Linked DNA regions of Mus musculus: all the other regions are linked to region 2. Evidence: chromatin loops called from intact Hi-C (ENCODE). Cell type or tissue: heart. All regions are shown on one strand. Region 1 holds the start of C130050O18Rik (RIKEN cDNA C130050O18 gene). Region 2 holds the start of Zfand2a (zinc finger, AN1-type domain 2A). Region 3 holds the start of Cox19 (cytochrome c oxidase assembly protein 19).

What was found. Peaks named below come from ENCODE experiments on the same cell type or tissue, not always from the same donor. Only the 100,000 strongest peaks of a DNase experiment are listed, where the experiment ranks them.
Region 1: it touches region 2 in a loop (2.0-fold over the local background); 2 of 42 quality-filtered maps call a loop at or near these places.
Region 3: a loop joins it to region 2, with 2.4 times the contacts of the local background. A loop is called at or near these places in 2 of 42 quality-filtered maps.

The regions. Positions count from the first base shown.
Region 1 is chr5:139,404,838-139,412,837 of GRCm38, reverse strand. The region is part of intron 2 of 3110082I17Rik (RIKEN cDNA 3110082I17 gene); the gene reads left to right. It overlaps C130050O18Rik (RIKEN cDNA C130050O18 gene), which reads right to left and starts at 7,554. Exons shown (of 3, transcript NM_001384195.1): 1 at 7,431-7,554; 2 at 6,266-6,406. The coding sequence starts at 6,344. In heart, CTCF peaks have their summits at 3,276 and 3,998; DNase peaks (open chromatin) are centred at 3,257, 4,147, 6,777, 7,623 and 3 weaker places; H3K27ac peaks cover 1,648 bases; H3K27me3 peaks cover 2,627 bases.
Region 2 is chr5:139,480,750-139,488,749 of GRCm38, reverse strand. Zfand2a (zinc finger, AN1-type domain 2A) reads left to right here and starts at 4,259. Exons shown (of 7, transcript NM_001159908.1): 1 at 4,259-4,473; 2 at 5,953-6,048; 3 at 6,690-6,784. The coding sequence starts at 5,994. In heart, no CTCF peak of the experiment used is centred here; a DNase peak (open chromatin) is centred at 4,209; H3K4me3 peaks cover 1,825 bases; H3K27ac peaks cover 1,404 bases.
Region 3 is chr5:139,340,054-139,348,053 of GRCm38, reverse strand. It overlaps Cox19 (cytochrome c oxidase assembly protein 19), which reads left to right and starts at 2,888. Exons shown (of 3, transcript NM_197980.1): 1 at 2,888-2,982; 2 at 5,380-5,491. The coding sequence starts at 2,901. In heart, a CTCF peak has its summit at 3,830; DNase peaks (open chromatin) are centred at 2,783 and 3,813; H3K4me3 peaks cover 2,472 bases; H3K27ac peaks cover 2,487 bases; H3K27me3 peaks cover 1,593 bases.

The sequences.
Region 1 (8,000 bases), 76 kb after region 2:
TTGTTCCCTGGAACTGGGCTTATTCTGGTCCTCTGTAAAAGCAACTGAGCACTCCTAATCCTTTCTTTGATATTAAATAAAGTTCTTTGCTTTTATAATTTTTTATCATGTAATTTTTGAATTATTGTCACTTTTATCTTATGCGCCTGCTTGTTTTACCTGCATGGATGCCTGTATACTACATGTGTGGTTGGTGCCCACTGATGTCAGAAGAGGGTGTCGGATACACAGGGACTTAAGTTACAAACGGTTGTGAGCCACCAAGTGGGTGCTGGGAATTGAACCAAGATCCTCTGGAAGAGTGGCCAGTGCTCCTAAGCCACCGAGCCATCTCTCCAATCCCTATAAAAATTTTTTTAAACTAATTTTTAGCATTTCACAATGCGCACTACTCTAGATTCAGGAGTCCAGGCTAGCCCCTGTCTGTTCACAGGCCTCTTGGGTTCTAGGCTTTAAGGACCTGCCACAGTCATCTGGTCATGCACTGTACCTTGCCATCCTGTCCACCCTGTCATCTTCAGACCCAGAGGACAGTTCTCTCTGAGTGTCCCAAGTAGCAGGAAGGTTGACTGATGAGTCGGAGGTGTGCTCAGTTGTTTACCGTGCCACCGCTACCACCAGCAGCCAGCCCTTGCTACTCCCCGTGGGCCTGCAGGAGCGCTTCTCATGGTATCTGTCTCTTTCAGTCTGAAAAGACACAGCAGTGGCTGTGATGGCTTCCAGCTGCCAGTGCTTAAGAAGCCAACGGTGTGGAAATGAAGAGTCATGGCCAGCCCGGGGGGGGGGGGTGCAATTTCAAGTCTGTCTTGTCAGGTGGAATGGGAAGTCATCTTGTGATCTCTGACCACGGTCAGGGAGCAGAGCTGCTGCTCTACCTCTGCAGCCGCTCCATGCCTCGTGCGTGGTGTGCCGCTGGGCACTGTGTCTGTGGACATTGATCACCAAGGGCCCTTCTGGCTTGCAGCCGTCAGCTCTGCCTCCAGTTTCCGGGCGGTGGACTAGGATGGTGCTCCTCACCACAGGCTGTGTGATTCTGTCCATAGGGAAAAAGGCTGCAGGCTGCCACTCAGGCTGGAGGGGCCTTGCTTAGGTCCCAAGTGCTCTAGCCAGGGCATCTTCTGGCACCATCTGGGCCTGCACAGGGCCTTCATCATCTCAGTTCTCAGATCTCAGTATTCTATGTACTGGGTACCAGTGCCCCTTCCCTGCCGGGAATGTGAGAGCAAGTAATTGTCTCCTGAGGGGCGGACACTGGTGCTGCACAGCCACACTTGGGGCTCTGCTCCCTGTACCCAGCCTGCCCAAGTTGAGGATTTCACCAGAGTGCCACCCGTGCTTTTGTCCTTCAGAGCGGGTGGAAACCCATGCAGACTAGATGAGCTTGTCTTCCTCCTGATCCTCGGAGCTCTGTCCTAAAGAGGCCAGCTAGGGAAGGAGCAGCCAAGAGCTTTCTGTGCACAGCACACCCTGGCACACCTTACTGCCCTACTACCATCTGCCATCCTGTCTTTGTTGAGGTTCGGAGGGTCCAGCCATTCTTGGGAGCCCAAGGTCACGTGCTTTCAGTCCTAGCAAGCACCTACCAATATGTTGGATCTGACAAAACCACTGAAGCCCTCTACTGCCAAACCTTCCGCAATCTGCTCTTCAGTGCCCAGCCTTCTCCTGGCACCCTGTGTCCTGGGTTCTCTGTAGCCTGAACAGTTCCTCAAGTCCTCTTCCTCTGTAGTCCACCTCAGGCGGGATGGAGAGATGGGGAGAGAGGCAGCAGGGCTGCAGAGGGAAGCCAGCCTGAGCTCGGGTCCCAGTGTTCTCCCACTGGGTAACGCACGCACTAGTCCTCTGGAGTATGTCTGTCTGCCAGCACTTGCATCTCAGTTCATATGCGCACTAGGACAGCCTGAGTTGGTTTGCCTGGCTCAGCCTGGGAGTTAGTACCACGGAGACCTGAGCCCAGGGTCAGCCTGAGAACTCGAAGCTCTTCCCCAAGTCTGTTTGAAAGACTCTGTAGAAAGGATACATACTCTTCTTGACAGGCACCACCTTGACTCTGGTCACAGCCCTCACTCAACACAGCTCCCTCACTTACCGAACTTGACACCCAGCCTCAACAGCCATTTATCTGCTTTATCTTTTGCAACTTGGACACATCCAGAGTAGCACATGGTCTCTGTGGAAGCCTTAGGTCTTGCGTTCTTATACACAGGAGGTGTCTGCCTCCCTGCCACTGTGTGTCCTTGTCGTCCCTGCCTGCCCCACTAGGACTTCTTCCTGTCACTAAGAGGTGCACACAGTGTTAGACAGCAGCTCTCACACAGCTGATTTCCGCTCTCTTTCATTTTTTTTGGGGGGGGGGGCACATATCTGAGAGTGGCATAGCTAGTTCCAGGGTCACCTGAGGTCACCAGTTTTCCAGGGTGGCTGGACCATCTTACTCTCCGACCACAACCCAGTCCGACTTCTTAAAAAACCTAGAGCACCACAGAAGAGAGCCAGAAGTCCATGGATGCATTACAGGCTGAGAACCTGTGGCCTCTCGACCCTGCAGAAGGGCCGCCAAGGTCAGCTCTGTGTCCCTTGGGAGCTCCCCAAGGCTAGTGTCTGAGAATGCTGTGTTCCTGCAGTGGCTCTTGGCCACCACTCTGTAAATAGCCCTTCAGAATGGTTCCTGGAAGTGGACCCCTCACCCAACACTGCTTAGGTGGGGAGAAGACAGTTCACAAAGCCCATAGCTTTTCTAAAAACCAGGAGAGAGCTTACCAAGCCCTTTCCACATGGGCACAATGCTCTTACAGACAGCTCCTTTCAAGTCACACTTATTGTTACAGATCTTTCCAGCAAGGCTCATACATTGTTTTCAAACAACACAGAAATGACATGAATGTGTGAGATTCTTTTGTGTGATCCACAGGTGGCACGGGTGGCCTTACATGTGTGTAGTACAGTAGGCAAAGTGGCCTTGGCATCCTAGGAGGACTTCCTGGCTCCCCACTACCTTCACAGGTTTACTGTGGTGCCCCACAGACTGCCAGCCCAGGGAGAGGAGGCCTGCGAATATGTCGTACAAGGGATCAGAGGTGGACAGCGGATTGAGGAACGAAGTCCAAAGCTAGTACCCGGAAGATCAGAGCTGCCCTGAGAGATGGTTCCTGTGTCTGACCCGCTGTTTTCCACCCGGCGGGCCCCACCCTGCTCCATCCCTCAGCTGTCTGCTCCTTTTGGCAGGACTCAGCCATTCTAGCGCCTCTGGCCTCCGCTCTGTAAATGTTTCCATTGCAGTCTCCTGTCCTGTAGCCTGGGGCAGCGCCACTGTGAGTCACCCTGTCTGTTTCACACACGTGGCCTGGTGCCCTGCTCCAGCCCCTGTCCAACCCTACACAGAGCTGTAACCTTGAAGGGGAGCTTGAACTGACACCACAGTAGTGTGCAGGGCCAGCAAGGGACCACCAGCCTCTGACCCCCCCACCCCCAGCCCAGGGATCTGGAAAGGCAGCGCACGACTCATGGACTGTCACAATGAGCAGCAGGGATAGCCTGACTGTCCTTGTTTGTCCTTTTGGTCCCAAGGCTGTTTCTGTGTTTTTAGAAACAGAAAAATTACCTTCATTAAGATAAGGATAAAAGCAGTCTCTTGTTTGTTTTTCTCGAAACTTCCAGATATGGTGCATATGCCTTTTGTGTCCTGTAGATGTGTATGCACGTGTGTACATACCAGACACATGAACATGCTGACATGCATGCACATGTGTGTATAACCAGGCACATACCAACACACAAGTGTACATGTGCACATACATAGGTAGATATGCATCTTGATACACAGAAACAAAAACATGCATGTACCAGGTACACCCTGACATGAACATATGTGCACACCAGGCACATGAACAGGCAAACATACATTCACATGTATGTACACATAGATTCACACTAGACACATCTTTACAAACGTGCACACACCAACATAAGCTGTGTATACATGTGCACATGTACACACAGACACTGGCCTCTAGGAGCTCCACATTCTTCCGGTCCCCGTGTGCGATGGGCCAGACTAGCACTCTAGTCCAGTGACCAGTGGCCTAGCTGGGCAGACTGCCTGGCCTCACACAGGCTTCCTGCTTCCTGCAGAGTGGTTGCTCTCTGGGCCCATGGGTAAGAAGCAGAAGTAGAACCTCCTGTGGCGTCAGACCAAGGCCCTGGGCCTCCTAGCATCCCCCTCAGCCTTCGTTCCGGGAGACCTAGCACACTTCCTTCCCTGGCAGCATGTGTGTGTGTGGGGGGGGGGGGAGGGCTCTGTGATTGTTTAATAAGGCCTGAGTGTTCCCAGCGTCCTCCATGAGCACCGGAGCTGAGAGTGGAGGGATGACCCCAGAGAGGGTGAGACCCAGTCCTTGGAGGTTTCCGAATGGCTTAACATGGCTGTGTGTGGCACCTTTCCCACAAGGCTGAGCTTGGGGAGTGCTGAGAAGCAAGCTCGCCCTGAAGTCAGGGCTGGTGGTACTGGCCCTGAGTACTGGAGCTGACCGTCCCTGTCACCAGGTACCATGTGCCACCTGAGGCCCTCAGCTGTCCTGAGATCCAGTAGCCAGGCTAGAGTGAGTGATCCAAGAGATTCCTCCAAAGCAGGATTCACCTGAGATGACAAGCAAGAGGTTGGGCCATCCTGTGCTGGGCCGTCTGGTGGGAAGGGCGGAACTGAAGTCACCAGGAGCGGTGCTCACCATTTTCTGGCTTTCCGTAGACTTGATTCTTTCTGCAGTCTTCATTCACTTACTGTAGTTATGTGAGGATCTGCACAGCCTTCATACTATGGTGTGTGTGTGTGTACGCGCGCTCGAGGGCGGCGGGTGGGGTATGTGTGTGTGTGTGTATGTGTACGCGCGCGTGCGTACTTGCACGCAGGTGGAGGGTGGGGTATGTGGGTGTGTGTGTGTGTGTAGGGGTGTCAGATGATCTTTTTCTGTTCTCACGCTGCAATATCAGGTACCCTAGCAATGGTGGCAACAGTGGGTGGCAAAGTAGTCTGGCCTGGGCCGCGGTGGCAAAGGCTTTTGGCAGGAAATCCTGATGGATTCTCTCTGCAGTCTGCCCTCCGTGGCCCCTCCCTGCTGGCCCTTCCCCCAGCTACAGGTCTTCCTGGCTCTTTTGGCCAGCTGCTTGATGGCACCCTGCCTGAGCTGGGTATGGGCAGGAGCAAGGTTTCTGGTCAGCCAGAGCCAAACAGATGAGCTCCAGAGGAGGGAATAGGAGAGCAGTGGAGCACTTGACCAGAGCAGCTTCCCAGAAGGGCCGAAGGCTTCGCCTTGGCTTCCTGTCTCATCACTCTTTCAGATGGAGCAGATGTCTGTCTCTGGTGGCTCAGTGAGCCATCAGCACTACAGCTGTGCTCACACATGTCTACTGAGGAGGTTTGGGTCTGCTAAGTACCACTGTAGAGCGCCCCTGGGAGGACGCGCCTGACATGGCATCCAGCTAGCTAGTGGCTCTCCTTGCCTTAGCTCACAGGGACTCACGTCGAGGGCATCACACCTGAGTACAAAGCCCACCATGTGCAGAGGTGGCCAGCCCGATCACACCAGTTTCCAAAGGCTCTCTTCCAGCCCCTGCCCGCTTTTGCCGTCTAGGCTCTAGCCTCACCCTGCTGCAGTCCAGCCAAAAGAGTTCTCCATTTCCAGGTTTCATGTGCCATGCAAGCATGCATTCCAGATGTGCCCACTATAGAGCACTCTTTATGTTCTGCCCCGCCGGCCTCTCTCCATCCCCCACTCCCGTCCCCAGAGCTGAAGTCCTCCCATAGCAATTGCCCTGACAGCCCTGCCTGCCAACATGAGCTGTACTGTCTGACCACTCCTGGGCCTTTCCCATTCACTGTGAAAGCTGACCAGAGCCACCCTTGGCCCTTCAGGAAAAGGCTACATCACCATACAGAAGGCTAGAGTTTCTTTCTTTCTTTCTTTCTTTCTTTCTTTCTTTCTTTCTTTCTTTCTTTCTTTCTTTCTCTCTCTCTCTCTCTCTCTCTCTCCCTTCCTTCCTTCCTTCCTTCCTTCCTTCCTTTCTTTCTTTCTTTTTTCTCTCTCTCTCTCTCTCTCTCTCTTTCTTTTTTAACGTAACAGAACTGACCTGTCCCATAAAGAAATTGGTTTGCACAAACTTCCCACAGCTGTGAGTGGCCCCTGGGTACATTCACTGGTCACTCAGAGGCAGGAGGACAAGCTGGGTAAGCAGGGCCGCTTCCTCTCCAGGACATAAAAACAGTGCTCACCTGTGCCAGCCTGAAATCCACACAACGCTCTGTCAGCACTGGGGGGTTGCCGTGAGGCTGGGGCATGCTCTCTGTTCATCCAGTCTTCCCTCCATTGCTCTACACTCTCCAAAGACAGGCTGGCACAGACGCCCTCAGTACCTAAGGAAAAACAGGATTTGGCCTGGAGTCGTCCAAACCACACACTGTGTTTAAGCGGGCTATGGTTGGACCATGTGACCTAGAAGAATCTAAATGGGCCTATGTCTGAGGTGGAAGAGTGATGTGTGTGTGTGTGTGTGTGTGTGTGTGTGTGTGTGTGTGTGTGTGTCTGAGAGTTTCCAGGGCTTTCTTGCAGAAGTGTGCTGGCCACTCGCAGAAGGTCCCTCCCAGAAGGCAAAGACATTTGTAACCTAAAATAGGAGCTGAAGCCCCACCCAGCAGGAAAAAGTCCTCCCAGCGAGTACAAACCAGTGCATGGAACCTTGCCACATGGATGAGGGTCTTGTCCCTCTGTCCCTGGCACAGGGTGACTCAGGACAGTGGACACTCCAATCTGGATAGCAGGTGACACCTGGCACCCCTTACTATCCTTGCACCAATGGCTGCAGCTGCATCTCGGAGTTGCCTGGGATGGGGCTGTGCCTAGACATGACGCCAGATTGCACATCTGCTTGTGTCGTCTCTCTGGGCCTTGCTCAGGATGCCATGATGCTGGCTGAGATGAGTTTTGAAGAGAGAGCCCCAGCCAGATGAAGGTAAACGGTCTTGAGAATACTTTAAAGATCTCAAAGTGCAGTGGGCTTTACCCTCACCCCTGCCCGCTCCCGGGTATGCCTACTTCTGCAGTGTTGCAGGCTGGTCATGCGGTATCAGCCCCAAGCTGCCCTGTGGTACTGGTCTCAGGCAGTTCCTTCAGCCTCCTGAGTGCTGTAGGAGAGCCATCCCAGCGCTGTGCCTGGGGCCTCTGGGTAGTTCCTGTGTGGCGTACTGCTGTCTGACTTGAGGGGTGGGGGTGGGGAATGGTGTTAGAAATCCATTAACTGGGGACCTGGACTCCTGAGTGCATTTTCAGCCCTGAATGCCAGATGCTGCCCCGGAGAGGAAGAATCTAGTGGGAGAGAAGTCTGAGGAGGCACTAATGTCTCAGGTCTCATCTCAGTGGCCCCCCTTTTCCCCTCCCTACCTGGTGTGTGATGAGCGGCTATCAACCCACAACTCCGGGCCAGCTTCCTATGTGTCCCTGTGTGTCCCCCTCCTGGCTGCGAGGTCAGTGTGGTAGCATTCAGCTCAAGGACTCTAAGGCCAGTGGGGCCACCTCTGGTACTTCCTTATTTGATGACAATTCTCAGGGTGGCTACTGGCTATGACCTTCCTAATGGCCTTTGACAGTTCTGCAAAACCCTATTGTGTCACTCCTGAGAATGGCCCCTTGCGTATCAGGCTTCCATGACAGGATGTGGCCTGTGGGCTCACCGGCTAGCCTCCTTTGCCTCACTTGGGCTTTGTCCCACAGTGAGTGCCTAGGCCTTCTCCTGGGGACTGAACAGGCAGGCACAGACGTAGGGTGGGGACCCTGGGGCTGATAACCCTCTTTGTTTCAAATTCTGTTTATCTGCTGGTAAGGGAAGTATAGACTGCTCTGAGGCCCACCACTGTGCCCTCTGTGTGTCACACACCCTGTCCCCTGGTGAAGAGACAATCCCATGTTAACAGTCTTCTTCTGGAACCATCTTCTACTTGTCACAGAGAGGTA
Region 2 (8,000 bases):
CATCACGTGTCAATCTTTGCCTTCTGTGTTGAGAGAGGGTCTTTTGCTCAATGCTGTTTAACATCAGCTGGCCTTCAAGCTCTGGGGAACTCCTGTTTTTACCTCCCCTCTCAGTACAGGAATGCTGAGATTATAGATGTAGTTACTGTCTCAGCTCATGTGACTTTGAACTCAGGTCTTCATGCTTACATAGCAAGCATACTCCCTACTGGGTTACTTCCCCAGCCATTGTCATGTTAACAGGTATCAGGTATCAATAGTCCTCTACCAGATACATCCTAGGACCATAGCTGGTAACAAGGAGGGAGGGTAACATGAAGGGCACACAACAAGGAATGCAATGGGGAGTAGAAGATGAGAGAGTAGAGTGTCAATAATGAAAAAAAGAAAGAAAGAACATGGAAAGCTGCCAAGAGTCAGAGAAAAGAAATACAGGCCTGTAACTGACTCTGGCAAGCTGGCCAGATACAGTTGGTCTGACAGCTGCCAGGCAGAGGTCCCAAGACCCAGGGCCCACCTAAGAGTCTAACATTAGCAGTTAAGTGCAAAACCTAGAAACTCTACCCCAGCCTCTAACCCAAGAACTTGCAGCCACTTGTCTGTCCATAGAGCCTGCAGCCATAGGTCCCTATTCTCAGGGCATGGAGCTGGAAGGCTCCCCGTGTATCGGCACGGCCTATAAGCAAGTCTTCAACACTAGTGTATTAGTCAGGGTTCTCTAGAGTCACAGAACTTATGAATAGTCTCTAAATAGTAAAGGAATTTATTGATGACTTACAGTCGGCAGCCCAATTCCCAACAATTGTTCAGTCGCAGCTGTGAATGGAAGTCCAAGGATCTAGCAGTTACTCAGTCTCACGCAGCAAGCAGGCGAAGGAGCAGGAGCAAGAGCTAGACTCCCTTCTTCCAATGTCCTTATATTGTCTCCAGCAAAAGGTGTAGCCCAGATTAAAGGTGTGTTCCACCACACCTTTAATCCCAGATGAAAGGCATAGCCCAGATTAAAGGTGTGTTCCTTAACTCGGAGATTCAATCTTCTGGAATCCATAGCCACTATGGCTCAAGATCTTCAAACCAAGATCCAGATAAGGTTCTCCAAGCCTCCAGATAAGGGTCACTGGTGAGCCTTCCAATTCCGGATTGTAGTTCATTCCAAATATTGTCAAGTTGACAACCAGGAATAGCCACTACAACTAGTAACACTTTTCCTTGCCTATTCATCATAAGTAGAGCAAAAATAGGCCAGCTTTTTGGTAAAAGGGATACTAGTGTTAACCAAAGCTCCAATGGTTGGGAGAAGCCACACTGTCGCTACACATTCTACAAGGCTGATTAGAACCTCACTGACTTCAGAGAGCTGGAACGTTACAAGTCCCAGGACCAAATTATTTTGGTCTTCATTTATCATTTTCTGTGTTCTGTTACTACAAAAACTCTGTAAAACAATTACTACATCAGAACAAGATATTTCAAGTAAACTGAATCTATGTTCCTGTGCCAAAATGACTCATATTTGGTTTCAGAATAAACTCTCTCCTTTGTTTTGAAGTGTGGGTTGTTTTTTTACATGAACAAAGCTAAAATGCTGCCTAGGGCTACTAGCTGCTACTCAGAGGATCACATTACCTGCCCCACTGTCAATCAAAGCCCAAAAAAAACCTTCCAACCTTAGTTAAGGCCTTAAGTCTCTGGCCTTAGCACAGTAGTTCTTAACCTGTGGGTCACGACCCCTTTAACAAACCTCTATCTCCAAAAATATTTACAATTCATAAAAGTGGCAAGATTACAGTTATGATTGGGAGTCATCACACCATGAGGAACTGTATTAAAGGGTCAAAGCATCAGGAATGTTGAGAACCACTGCCTCAGCACATGGAGCCCAAATTCTCAAGACTTAAAGCTTGTCTTAGGGTATCTATTGCTGTGATAAAGCAACACTGTCAGGGTCAAGGCTCCTCCATCTTGTTCCTGTTGTAGCCATCTAAGGTCTGGCTCAGCGCTGACCTCTGCTTACACTCCCTCTTAGGGGAAAGTCCCTTTGAGAATTATCCAACCCTGTCTTGGGGACATGAGGTCAAGATACCCTGGCTAACTGCTGCTTTTTTGCTTCTGCTAAACTGCTTGCTTGCTCTTCTTACCTCTGCAAGTTCCAACCACATATTGTTTTTACCTTTAAGCTTCCTGAAGAGAGCAACTGGGGCTGCTCTGTAAGAACTCTTTCTCTTCAGGCAGTCACTGGCCAGCTTAATAAAGACTCTCAAATTCCAACTCTGGTTTTGTCAAATGGTTCTGGGGGTGGGGGGCTGTCTTTGGCCAACCATGACCAAAAGCAACTCTTACACTTCAGGGAACAGTCTATCATTGAGGCAGTCACAGAAGGAACTCAAACAGGGAAAGAATCTGGAGGCAGTAACTGAAGCAGAAGCTGTGGAGGACCACTACATACTAGCTTGCTCCTCCTCCTCCTCCTTTTTTTTTTTGAGATGGTCTTTCTACGTAGCCCTGGATGTCCTGGAACTTGCTATGTAATGTTGGCTAGGGGGCTGGAGAGATGGCTCAGGGGTTAAGAGCACTGACTATTATTATTATTTTTTCTTTTGGTTCTTTTGAGACAGGGTCTCTGTATAGCCCTGGCTGTCCTGGAGCTCACTTTGTAGACCAGGCTAGCCTCGAACTCAGTAATCCGCCTGCCTCTGCCTCCCGAGTGCTGGTATTAAAGGCGTGCGCTACCACGCCCGGCCGGCACTGACTATTCTTCCAGAGGTCCTGAGTTCAATTCCCAGCAACTGCATGGTGGCTCACAGCCATCTGTAGTGGGATCCGATGCACTCCTCTGATATGTATCTGAAGACAACTACAGTGTACTCATGTAAATAAATCTTTTTTAAAAAACAAAGCAAAAAGTAATGTTGGCCAAGCTGGACAAGAACTAGGAGAGCCACCTGCCTCTGCTTCCCACATGCTGCGATTATAGGTGTACACATCCAACTGGCCTGATTTTTACTTTCTTATAGCACCTAGGATAATCAGCCTAGGGGTGGTACTACTCGCAAGGAGCTCAGCCCTTCCATATTAATGACTAACTTAAAAGTACTTCCTAGGCCAATCTTATAGAGGTTATTTCCTGAACTGTGGTCTCCTCTTCTCAGTTTATGTCAGATTGAGAAATAAATAAATAATTAATTAAAAACATAAATAATCAGGACAGAGCAGTAGTATTCTGGGTCTATTAGCCTAGCCCACAGATCTTTGGTATTCTCGAGCTTGGGTCAGCAACACTTGAACATCTTTCTTTCTTTTTTTTTTTTTTTTTTGGTTTTTTTCGAGACAGGGTTTCTCTGTGTAGCCCTGGCTGTCCTGGAACTCACTTTGTAGACCAGGCTGGCCTCAAACTCAGAAATCCGCCTGCCTCTGCCTCCCGAGTGCTGGGATTAAAGGCATGCGCCACCACCGCCCGGCTTGAACATCTTTCTTTCTTTCTTTCTTCTTCTTCTTTTTTTTCTTTTTTTTTTTTTAAGATTTATTTATTTATTTATTTATTTAAAGTACACTGTAGCTGTCCTCAGACACTCCAGAAGACGGAGTCAGATCTCATTACGGATGGTTGTGAGCCACCATGTGGTTGCTGGGATTTGAACTCCTGACCTTCGGAAGAGCAGTCGGGTGCTCTTACCCACCGAGCCATCTCACCAGCCCTGAACATCTTTCTTAAATCACATGCATAGTCCGTGCTCCAGCAACTCTGGTAACAGAGATACAGGCATTTTGGGTATCATCTTGTAATTCTTCTGTAGACTGGACCTCACTTTTCCAAGGCATGTTTGTTCAGATGACCTGTCCCTGGCGTTCTGCCTCCCCGAGTCCTGGGATCCTTACAGCTTCACAAATGGGCCATCAATCTGTGCATACCGCGATCCCAGCCCTCAGGGAACTCCTACTGAGACACAGGATTCTCACGTCCGGCCGGGTCCTGTCTCAGGCTCTCAGGTACAGGCAAGCCTGTCACCTCACCCAGAGCTGCCTCACCACGACTCAGCCTAAGCTAGAGATGTTGCCTGACTGTTCTAGAAAATAGGCGGGGGGATAGGGAGGGACGAAAAGGCCGTAGAACTGCTGGATTGGTGACATGTAAGTGACGTCATCACGGCGCCCAGCCCTCTGGGGGTCATAACACGAAGGAATTGGCTGGCCTTCGATGACATTTTGGGCGCGCTGGCGGGCCGACTCTAGATGTTAGGGGATTGGTTGGTGTTGGTGTGGCGTCATCAGAGCGCGCCGGGAACGCCCAGGATGTATGACTCTGGATCTGTCGGCTGGGGATAAATGGCCCAGGCTGCTGCAGGGGCAATGCTACGCTTTCCGGCCTTGAGAGAAGTCGGGCGCTTCGCGGCGATTGGAGCTGCAGTTTCTACTGCGGTGTCACCGGGATAACCACAAAGGGCACCGCTTGTCTGTCTCCGCCTCTGACTACCCGTGAGTGCCAGGTACCGGTGTGGTTGCGGGCCGCTGGGGCCCGGGGAGCTGGTGAACTAGGGGCTGGCGTCTCCGCGCTGTGATTTCTCGTGGCCTGGCCATCAAGGAGTTACTGTCTCAGCACAGTGACATCTCACATCCCCAGGTCAACTGCCCTGAGCCATTGTCGCGGCAGCCAGGCATAGTGGTTGTTGCAGGCCTGTAGTCTCAGCGCTGGGGAGTTGAGTTATTAGATCACAAGCTCCAGGCTAACCTGAGCTAAGTAGTGAGACACACTTTCATGAAACAGTCTACTAGCAGGGCATGGTGGCTCGTGCCTTTAATCCCTGCACTCCAGAGGCAGAGACAGGCGGATCTCCGAGTTGATAGCCAAAGTGATCTACAAAACGGGTTAAGGGACAGCCAGCACTACAAAATAGCGTCTGTCCTAGGCCCCCGGCCCCCTGTTTAAAAAAGGGGGGGGGGAGAAAAGAAACAGTCGGTGGTCATTTGGTAATACGTCACGTGCTGCTTGCTTTGAACAAAAACATTTCATAATGCGGATTCTGTTGTGCACGACTTAAAAGGTTTCCTCCCCGACAGGAATGAGATCCACCCTAACCACTAAATGCAGTAGGAAAGGAAGGGGGAAGGGTGGGAAGTGAATTGGCTTAGAGGTGTTAGAGGTGACGTTTGAGGAAGTGACACTGTAGACTGGTCCTTGACAAGTCAAATAGATGTCTTCTGAAGCCTGAGAGTTCTCAACAAGGAGTAGATAAGAAGTTCCCAGCAGAGAAAGTAATAGAAAGATGTGAAAAGCTCTTTGGGGACTTGACCTGTGGAAAGTGCAAGAGTTTCGAGTCATTTGATAGGTGACAGGACTTGGAGGAGACTTTGCTTCAAGCCTGGTCTCCGGGATGCCAGCCTCTCTGCTTGTCTGTTTCTTGTGGTTAATTAAAGTGCCGCTTGCCTTGATCGGCCCTGGCCTGATGTCATTATGGCGTGTGCACAAAGTAAAACTGAAGGCATGAGGGAGGGAGAGGCAAGGGACAGCCTACTCTGGGGAGCATAGTCAACTGATGCCACTTAGCACCTGGCACCGAATCTTGTTGATGTCAACAAGTGTATTGAGGAGTTGAGACTGCAGCTTGAGTTCCAAGGAGACCATAATTTTCAGTGGCAGCTATGGACTCCATACGGGAAGCCTTTCTTTCTCTCACCACATTTGTTTTGTTTTTGCCAGAGCTGGGGATTGAACCTAGAACTTCCCCCTCCCACATGCTACGCAGAGCATTCTCTTATTAACCCAAGGCTTGGTATTTATGATGAAACGACCACTTTGCTCTTTGCTGAGAATTTATGAGATGGCAGTCTTTCCCATGGCCCCAGGATGGTTTGGGTTTCCCGTGCTTCTCACAAATAGCTTCTCTGTGCTCTTTGGCTGCAGGTGACAGGCCCTGGGGTCCAACTCAGAACCTCATTCTCTTCTAATTCCCACAGGTGATACTTAAATACATCTGTGTTTTTGGACAGCATTTATAATGGAGTTTCCTGACTTGGGGAAGCACTGTTCAGAACCAACTTGCAAACAGCTAGGTAAGAACTTTTGGGGGCTCTTGCTAGGGAAACAGCATTACATTGGCTGCTCTGCGGAGGACACCTGGCTGGTGCACTCTCTCGCTAGTTGGCCTCTGTCCTGGTTTAGCTTCTCAGCATGAAAACTCTGGTGCAGGAACACAGGGTCTGCTCAGAATTGCAAGTTAATGACCCCTTAAGGCCACGCAATAGCCACCAGGGCTTTGCAGATAACAAAGGCAGCTTGGATGGTTGCGATGCCACAAGAGATGATATCTGTGTTGAAAAGACGTGAAGACATTTGTGGGGCCTTCATTGTCTCTTGACCTTCCTGCATTTCTACCTTTGGGACTGGGGTTGTTGCTCAGGTGGTACAGCACGTGTCCAGCATGTCTGAAGCTCTGGAGAGGTGCAGGCAGGAGGAGCAGAGATTCAAGGTCCTCCTAGGCTACATATGAGTTCCAGGACAGCCTGCACTAAATAGGACCCTGTCTGGGTTGTTTGTTTGTTTGTTTGTGGTGTTTGTTTGTTTGTTTGTTTGTTTCTTAATTTTATGGCCCAAAGTTGTTTTCTCTCACATGTGCCACCTCCGGGATGTGTCTGTCTCTCAGACTCCAGTTCTTCAGAGGACTTACCGTTTTATCCTGATTTTTGTTTTTTAGATTTTCTGCCAATAACATGCGACGCCTGTAAACAAGATTTCTGTAAAGACCATTTTTCCTACGTGGGTCATAAGTGTCCCTTTGCGTTCAAGAAGGTAACATGTCATGCTGGGGTCTGGACTGCGCGGCTACAGCTCTTCCATCCAGCTGTTCTGTGCAGGCCAGAGCATGGTCTGTGATGGCCGCGCTTTGAGTTTTGAACGGGTGGGTTTGTTACGTACATATGGCAAGCCAAAGTAAAAACAAGCAGAAAAGTAGGTAGAGAGCTAGATGGATGGGTAGGTGGGTATTATTGGCGCTCGGAACATCCTGCAGAAACAGACTGGGGAGGTTGGCAGACTCAGCTGGAGTTCCCAGTTCAGCTTCCCCACTGGCTGAGCATCCCCTGCTGAAGTCTTCTGGCTTCCTGACCCCAGGGCAGGTACCTTTCTACCTCAGGATAAGCAATAGTTCCCTCTGTTGGAAGTAGCTTTTCTTCTAGCTGGTCTCTGGGACACGGTGCTTTCACTCTGGTCTGCATTGCTGTTCTCTGTCACAGAGGTGATCCATGCCCCTCCAGAAGTCTTGGAGGACACCCTGAAACATTCACGCCTTGGTGTAAAATGGGTTGGGAGTGGGCGATAGCACAGCTACCAGAGCCAGCTCCTCAGTGAGCTCCTGGCAGTTTAGCAATACGATGCACATTACAGCAGTGCAGCGGGCAGCTACTCCCTGTAATTCTTAGTTGTTTGTTTCCTTGTTTTGAGACAGGAGCTTACTGTGTAGCTCTGGCACTTTGGAGCTCTGGTGGCTTGAAATTTGCTCTATCAATTAGGATGGGCTCAAGCTCACAGAGATCCGAGTCTACCTCCCAAGTACTGGGATTAAAGTGCCAGCTAAAAAAAATTTTTTTTTTTTGAGCCAAGGTCTCTTGTAACCGGTGTTTACATCAAACTCACTATGTAAACAAAGCTGGCCTTGAGCTTGTGATCTGTCTACCAAGGTTGGGAGTAGAGCTCTACACCATTGCTACAGACTACTAGAGCACACTTCCAAGTAGTTCAGTGCCCACACGTGCCCAATGGCGTCCTCATTGGACAGCGCAGGACTGCAGGGTAGCTGTAAAGCTATCAAGACTCTATTTTCACAGACCTGGAGTCAAATTACCGTTTTAAGCGAATCACAGATGAATGAATCAGGTTAAAATTCCCACAAGACTATTCTTATCTAGGGGCGGAATGGATTTGCTGATCAAGAGATAAGGTTCATTTAGAAACCGAACAGGTTCTAACAAGTGCATGCACTTGGGACAGAGGAGGGCAGGGGACACAG
Region 3 (8,000 bases), 140 kb after region 2:
AACCAGCTTTGCCAAAAATGATGAGCTTCCAATCCAGAGAGTCCCCACCTCAAAGCAATGTGGAAGAAGATGCTTGACGTCCTTCTGTGGTCTCCACATGTGCACACACAGGTGCATCCAGCTACACACACACACACAGGTGCATCCAGCTACACACACACACACAGGTGCATCCAGCTACACACACACAGGTGCATCCAGCTACACACACACACACACACACACACACACACACACAGGTGCATCCAGCTACACACACACACAAACACAGGTGTATCCAGCTACACACACACACTGTGCAGGGTGGTACACACCTTTGATCACAACCCTTGGAAAACCAGTACTTCCAAGGCAGAGGGAGGCAGAACTTAGTGAGTTCAAGGCCAGCCAGAGCTGCACAGTGAGTACCCATCTTAAACCAAAACAAATAACACAAAAGCATTCATACAAGGCAGTAGCCATTTCCGAGGAATGGCAGGTTAAAAGTTGCTTTCATAGCCCAGACACCAGCCCCTGCTGCTTTCTTGGTTCTTTGGGATGCCTGACAGAAGGTCTGCCACCCCAGGGACAGAGATGTCTTCTTATTTTAAGTGGAAAAGGGCTGCTTGCTGAGTCATAAAAGACACCATTGTTCACAGTCCAGAAAGCATTAATGAATAACTCAGTGTATGGCCTCTGGTCCCAGGCATGGGAAAGGTGCAAAAGAGCTGTTTCTATGATATCAACAAAGTACAGCTTTCCTTCTGAAGTCTCTCTATAACTCTCTCTCTCTCTCTCTCTCTCTCTCTCTCTCTCTCTCTCTCTCTCTCTGATGTGCAGATGTGAGATGTGTATACCCCATACACATGTGGAAACCAGAGGAGGACATCAGCTGCCCTGCTCTCTCTCTCCCCTTTATCCCCTTGTGACAGGGTGTTGGCTGAACCTGGAGCCAGGCTGGCAGCCAGCAAGGCACCCCTTACAATGCTGGGATTAGAGGCCCATGCTACCCAGCCTGGCTTTTGGGGGTGGGGGTGGGAGGCTCTAGGGATTTGAACTCAGGTCCTCATGTTGCTATAGTGAGTGTCCTTGCCAGCTGAGTTCATCCCTCCAGGCCCCGTTTTGAGAGGTGATTGGAAGCAGACCTGGAATGGGCTTGCTGGAGGTCTGGCAGGGAGATGGTACTCCTCTGAAGGCAGCCTGTAGATCTGCTAAATCCAGCCTCCCAGACAGGAAGGCAGGATGGGATCCAGTGCCTGTGGAGGAGGGGAGTCCAGCAAGACAGGAGAGACTGAGTAGATCTGCCGGTCAAGCACCTCTCTGCAGCCCCTGGGAATTGTTTCTGCTTCTGCGTCAGTGATGTTGGGATTCATCAAGGGACTGTAGAGGAAGAGCTGGCCCCAAGGAGCTGCTAGGAGCCCACTGAGCCCATTCTGCTCACTGCCAGGGCCTGGTGTAGTGTAGAACATAGCATTCATGTGTGGCTGAGATGGAATGACGGCCAATGTCCTACACTGACAGCAGTGCAGGGTGGCAGGGTGCGAGTGCTCTTCTCTGTCCCCAAGCTGAAAAGCAGGGGTGCTGGGTATGGGTGTTATTGCCATAACAACAGCAAAGAGTCAGTAGAGTGCACCCCACTACCATAGAACAGTCCCCCCCAAATCCACCTGGCACAGTCCCAGCCCCCAGGACCTTTTGAAATAATGTTGTGGCAGATGTAAGCAGCAGAGGTTAAAATTGTTGGGATGAGCTGAGCATGGTGGAGCACAACTTGAATCCCAGCACTTGGGAGGCAGAGGCAGGTGGATCTCTGAGTTCAAGGCCAGCCTGGTTTACAGAGTTCCAGGACAGCCAGAGCTACAGAGAAACCCTGTCTCAAAAGAAAGAGAGAGAGAGAGAGAGAGAGAGAGAGAGAGAGAGAGAGAGAGAGAGAGAGAAAGAGGGAAAGAGGGAAAGAGGGAGAGAGAAAAAGAGAAAGGGAAGAAGGGAGGAAGGAAAGAAAGAAAAAAGAAAATCAGACAGCAAAGAAGGAAGGAAGGAAGGAAGGAAGGAAGGAAGGAAGGAAGGAAGGAAAGAGAATTGATTGTTGGGATGGCCCTACCCCGGTGTGGCAATGTCATAAAAGGAATACTTGGATACAGAAACATGGGAGAATGTTCCCAGAAGTGGAGGCCCCGGAGGGAGATATCTAGCAGCCCAGAATTACCTAAAATTGACAGAACATCTCAGAGGCTGGGAGAGAACCTGGGCTCCCTGGAACAGACAGCAGGGACAGCAGGCCACAAGAGGGCTGATGACCAACACCTTAGGATCAGACTTCTGGTCTCTTGAACCACAGAAGATGCCCTTTGGGGAGATTTTCTTTTGTTTTGTGGGACTGGCTACATAGCCCAGGTTTGCTGAAAACTCAGGCAATCCTTCTGCCTCAGCCCCCTAAGCGCTGTCTACAGGTGTGAGGGACTGCACCCTGCTTTATTTTCTGTTTGTAAAACCCGTTTGTATCACTGTGTCACGGCACTGGCAGTAAGCTAGCCACCCCTCCTTTAGTGTGCTTCTTTCCCTCTGAGTAGATGGGAAACTCAGTCCCTGGAAGACAGATGGGTGGGATGAAGATCCCGGGGCACAGACTGGTGTCCTCGGGCAAATGGCTGCATCTTTCTGTCCTTATTTGCTAATCAGTACCAAAAGATGACTGCCAGGCTTCTTTCTGCTTCTCAGAGGGCTGGAAACCAAGGGCAGATCCTTTCGCAACACGGCAGGGGCGGGGCTAGATAGGTGAGGCGGGGCTTGGTGGGTGGAGCCTGGGTGGACTCGGGGTGGGGCCAGTCGTCCGCTCGACTAGCTCGACGCTTCCTGGACCCGCTCGGTGTTCAGCCATCTGCCCTGCGTCGCCGTCGCTCTCCGCTCTGGATTTCGCCGTGATGTCGACCGCAATGAACTTCGGGACCAAAAGCTTCCAGCCGCGGCCCCCAGACAAAGGCAGCTTCCCGCTGGACCACTTCGGTGAGGCGAGGCGAGGCACAGGCTGATGGCGGCCTGGGATCGGGTGGCAGAGTTAGGAATACTGAATCTGGGTGGCAGCGTCTCGGGTGCTGAGTCTGAGTGGTAGGGAGTGCTGTTTCTCGGTGACAGGATCAGGGGTATTGGAAGTAGGTGGCAGGATCTGGGATACTGGTTCTAGATGGCAGGGTCAGGGGTACTGGGGTACTGGGTTTGGGTGACAGAGTTATGGGTGCAGGATATCTGGGTGGCAGGGTCAGGGGTACTGGATCTGGGTTCAGGGTCTGGGCTGCTGGGTCTGGGTGGCAGAGACTGGAGTGTTGTCTCTTTGCTATAGATGGCAGGTTTGGGGGCACTGGGTTTGGATGGCAGGGCCTGGGGTTGTAGATCTGGGTGGCAGAGCCTAAGGTACTAGATTTGAGTGGCCGGGTCAGAGTTGCTGGATTTAGGTGTAATGTCTGAAGAGTTAGATGTTGGATGTGACAGGGCCTAGGGTGCTGGATCGAAGGTCTGAGAGCCAAAGTGAAGGAGCTGAATATGAGGGACAGTGTGTGGGGTTATAGACCTGGGTGGCATTGTCATGTGTGTTGATGACAGGATGCTAGAAATGGTGGGTGGGGTCTGAGGTACTGGACCCTGGATGCAGAGCAGTTAATATTACAGGTCCTTCCCGGGTAGTGGGGCTGGGCGTGCTCAGAGCACTGTGGGGGTGCAGTCAGAGAAACTGAGTCTTGAGGGCCCCTATTTCAGAGGGCCACATGTCATGGCTCTCCAAGTAAGACTTGGGGCTAATGTGATAGGATGGTGACAGGCCTCCTGGAACGGAGCTTGATGTTAGGCCCCCTGGCGGCAGCTCAGCTCAGCGCAGGACATACCCACCCTCCCCTAGCTCCAGGCTCTGGGTCTGCCGTGAACATTAGGCAAGGAAATATTTTCAAAAAGCTTTTTGATATCTAACACTGGGGCTGAAAGCCCGGGTTTGGCACATGCTAGGCGAGTGTTCACCTCTGAGCCACGCCTCCAGCCTGGAGGATTTCTAGTCACCGTTCTGAAGTCTGCAGTTAACAGGCCTTTTGGGAAACTGGAACATGGGAAAGAAAAAAAACAAACAAACTGGGAGAGAGTTGGAGATTCAGATTACAGAGGCCGAGCTGGTGCCTGGCACGCACAGGAACCTGAGTCCAGTCCTCAGCACTACAATAATTAAAAAAAGAAAAGACTGCCCTGCCTACCACCAGCACATAGGACATCCCCCCCCCCCCCACCTACCACCAGCACACAGACCTCCCCACAAGTCCTACCACCAGCACACAGCCCTGAGAGATGCAGCAGCCCTCAGCCCTCGTGTTAGTGTAGAAACGGCAGCTGTTAGTGTAGATTAGACGCTTCGGTGAACTGCTGTAGAGACTCCAGCTCCAGGGACAGCTTTAGAGATTACTGGTTTTTTGGGTTTTTTTTTTGGGGGGGGGGGTTCCGAGACAGGGTTTCTCTGTGTAGCCCTGGCTGTCCTGGAACTCACTCTGTAGACCAGGCTGTCCTCGAACTCAGAAATCCGCCTGCCTCTGTATTTTTTAAGTTATGCTTATTTATTTAGTGTGTTTGGGGATATGCCATGACACGTATATAGTCAGAGGACAAACTGTGGAAAACTGGGATCTCTCCACCCCCACGTGTGTCCCAGAGATCAAACTTAGGTTGTCAGCCTTGGTGGCAAGCGTGTTTACCCACTGAGCCATCTCACTATTTTTAGATTATGATTTCATTGCCAACATTTCATTGGGAAATTTTCCATTTAAAATTTTTATTTCAATTCGTTATTGATTCTTCATTTTTTTTTCAAAGGCAGGGTCTCACTATGTAGTCCTGGCTGTCCTGGAACTCGCTGCGTAGACCAGGCTGGACTCAAATGTACAAAGATCCACCGGCCTCTGCCTCCTGAATGCTAGAATTAAAGGTGTGTGCCAATATGACCGGCTTTATTATAATTTTTTTAAGTTTATGTGTATGTGTGTGCATCTGAGTTTGTATATACACCATTTGTATGCAGGCACCCTTGGTGGCCAGAAGCAGGTTTTTGATAGCCTGGAGCTGAAGTTACAGGCATTTGTTAGCTGCTCAATGTGTGTATCAGGAACCAAACTCAGGTCTCTGTCAGAGCAGCCAGTGTTCATAGCCAGTAAGCCATCTCCCCAGCTTCTTTCAGCCCTTTTGTTTTGAAGTACAGGGATTTGAACCCAGGGGACTATATGCCAAACATACACATTACCTCAGAGCCACACCCACAGCCTCACAAAGGGAACGAATTTTGATGGAAACCCTAGTGCTGCTCCTAAAGTCAGCGTGTGAGCGGGTCAGGCCTTCTCTTTAACTAATAGAATGCTGGCTTTCTTCTTTCCCTAGGTGAATGTAAAAGCTTTAAAGAAAAATTCATGAGGTGTCTCCGTGACAAGAACTATGAAAATGCTTTGTGCAGAAATGAATCTAAAGAGTATTTAATGTGCAGGATGCAAAGGTGAGTTCTATTTGTGTGTGTGTGTGTGTGTGCGCATTCACATGTGTGAGTGCTCATGATTGTGGTGAGCCACCGCGTGGGTGCTGGGAACTTGGTCTGTTGCTGGCCTGGATTCACTAGTTAGGTCGCTGACTACAGGCAAGCCAAGGGATCCCTCTCTGCCCCCAGTGCTGGGACCAGCACACCCAATTTTCTCGGGTTCTCGGGAGGGAACTCGGGTCCATTTTACCAACCCAGCCACCGCCCCTGCCACAGCAGAGTGGCTGATGTTTGCCAGGAGAAATCACAGTTTAGCCAGTGAGGAGGCCGCTAACGGCCCTGGAAACCTCCGTGAGTGACAAGCCACAGAGTGAGTGTCCACAGCTTTGTCCCTCCATCTTTAAGCTTTCAGAATCGTAGATCCTAGCGGCGCTGACTGAGCCCAACAGGTTTTCATGCCTTTCACATTCTCGGCCCAGTAAGAACACTCATGGCCTCGCGCTGTCCTCTGAAAGCTGTTTGAAATGCCACCGGGACAATGGCGACTTAAGCAGTAATGGATGATGATGGCCACCCCCACACCCACCCCAGGTTTACTTTTTTTTTTTTTTTTTTTTGGTTTTTCGAGACAGGGTTTCTCTGTGTAGCCCTGGCTGTCCTGGAACTCACTCTGTAGACCAGGCTGGCCTTGAACTCAGAAATCCGCCTGCCTCTGCCTCCCGAGTGCTGGGATCAAAGGCGTGCGCCACCACCGTCCGGCCCCAGGTTTACTTTTAAACAGAACAAAAACCAAAACCTGTGGCGCTCTGCCTTAGGACGAGAGCCATTCTACTGTAAATGTGCAGAAGCAGCTAGCACGCCAGTCCTTGGGGAAGGAGGCCTGTCCCCATCGCTGTGTACACAGGAACTCAGGCACCCCAGCCTCTCTCAAGATGTCAGTGGTCCGCTTAAGCCTGCTTTCTTTGTGTTTAACAAACCCAGACAAGTCCTAGAGGCATAGGCATGTGGGGGTGACAGTGTAGGTGTCTCAGCTCTGGCGGTGACCCCCTTCCAGATAGCTCATGGTTGGAACTGAGCCTCAGCAGATGGCTGAGAATTTCCTCTTGGCTCTGCTGAGCTTTACAAGAGGGCCAGAGTGATCCCAGCCTGGAAGGAGGCTGTGAGCAGGTTCCTGCCTTCCCCACAGCTCAACCCCTGGGTCTTGGTGTCTACAAAAGGAGAGGTTCCCACAGGCAAGCTGGACAGATTCAGCAAGTAAGAGCTTTAGTGGAGCCTGACACAGGATTGTCATCCTAACTGCTCAGGAAGCTGCGGCAGGAGAATGGTGAGGTTGGGGCCAGCCTCGGCTACAGAATAAGTTCAGAAACTATCTGGGCAATTTAGTAAGATCTTATCTCAAAATGATAAGAAAAACAGGGCTGGGCTGGTGAGATGGCTCAGTGGGTTAGAGCACCCGACTGCTCTTCCGAAGGTCCAGAGTTCAAATCCCAGCAACCACATGGTGGCTAACAACCATCCGTAACAAGATCTGACTCCCTCTTCTGGAGTGTCTGAAGACAGCTACAGTGTACTTACATATAATAAATAAATAAATCTTTAAAAAAAAAAAAAAAAAGAAAGAAAAACAGGGCTGAGAATATAGCTCAGTGCTAGAGCACCTGCTTAAAATCCCCTGAGTGAAGGGCTGGGGTGTGGCTCAGTGGTAGAGCCCCTGCCTAGAATCCCCCCAGGGAGGGGCTGGGGGCGTGGCTCAGTGGTAGAGCCCCTGCCTAGAGTCCCCCAGTGAGGGGCTGGGGGCGTGGCTCAGTGGTGATGCATTCCACAGTTAAGTGAAGTCCTGGGTTCTGTCTACAGTACCCCCTCCATACCCCTTTCCAAACCTGAGCAGATTGTTTTGCCCGTAGTGCCTGGCACAGATGCATAAGTAGGGACTCCTACTTATGATTGCTTCGAGGGTGTGGCTACTTTGAGATCCTCTGGGGGGGTGACTAGTCTGCCTGGCAAGGCTCTGGACAGTACCAGCAGAGGTTCTTGCCTGTTTGTCTGTGGGGTGAGCTGAAGCAAGGCCTCCTAGTCCCCGTGCCACACTCGACACCACATAGAACACGTGCGTCAGAGTTGGGAGGGAAGGGCCTGCTTCCATGGCCTATGGGACCTCAGCTAGGCGAGTGCAGGCACCCAAGGAAACTTCTGGCTTTGTCCAGTGTTGGCAAGGGTGTTTTGGTTTGGTTGGTGGTTGGTGGGTTTGTAAATAAATGCAAGTAAGAAAATAAAGTTAAAATACTCCTTCTCGGGCCTCCGGGGCGCGGGGAACCTCGGGGGCTGCGGCTGTCGTCACATCTCAGCTGGCCGTGACCTTGCAGCTCTCCTGCCCCCACCTCCAGAGAGGCAGAGGTGACAGGGGCATGGAATGAGTGTTGCTGGGACAGGCAGGGATCACAGAGCCCTCAGGAAGGCTCCAGAGCACAGCTCAGGGCTCATCTTAGTGTCTCCGGCCTTAGAAATCCCAGGGACAGTTTTCTAGGGGTGT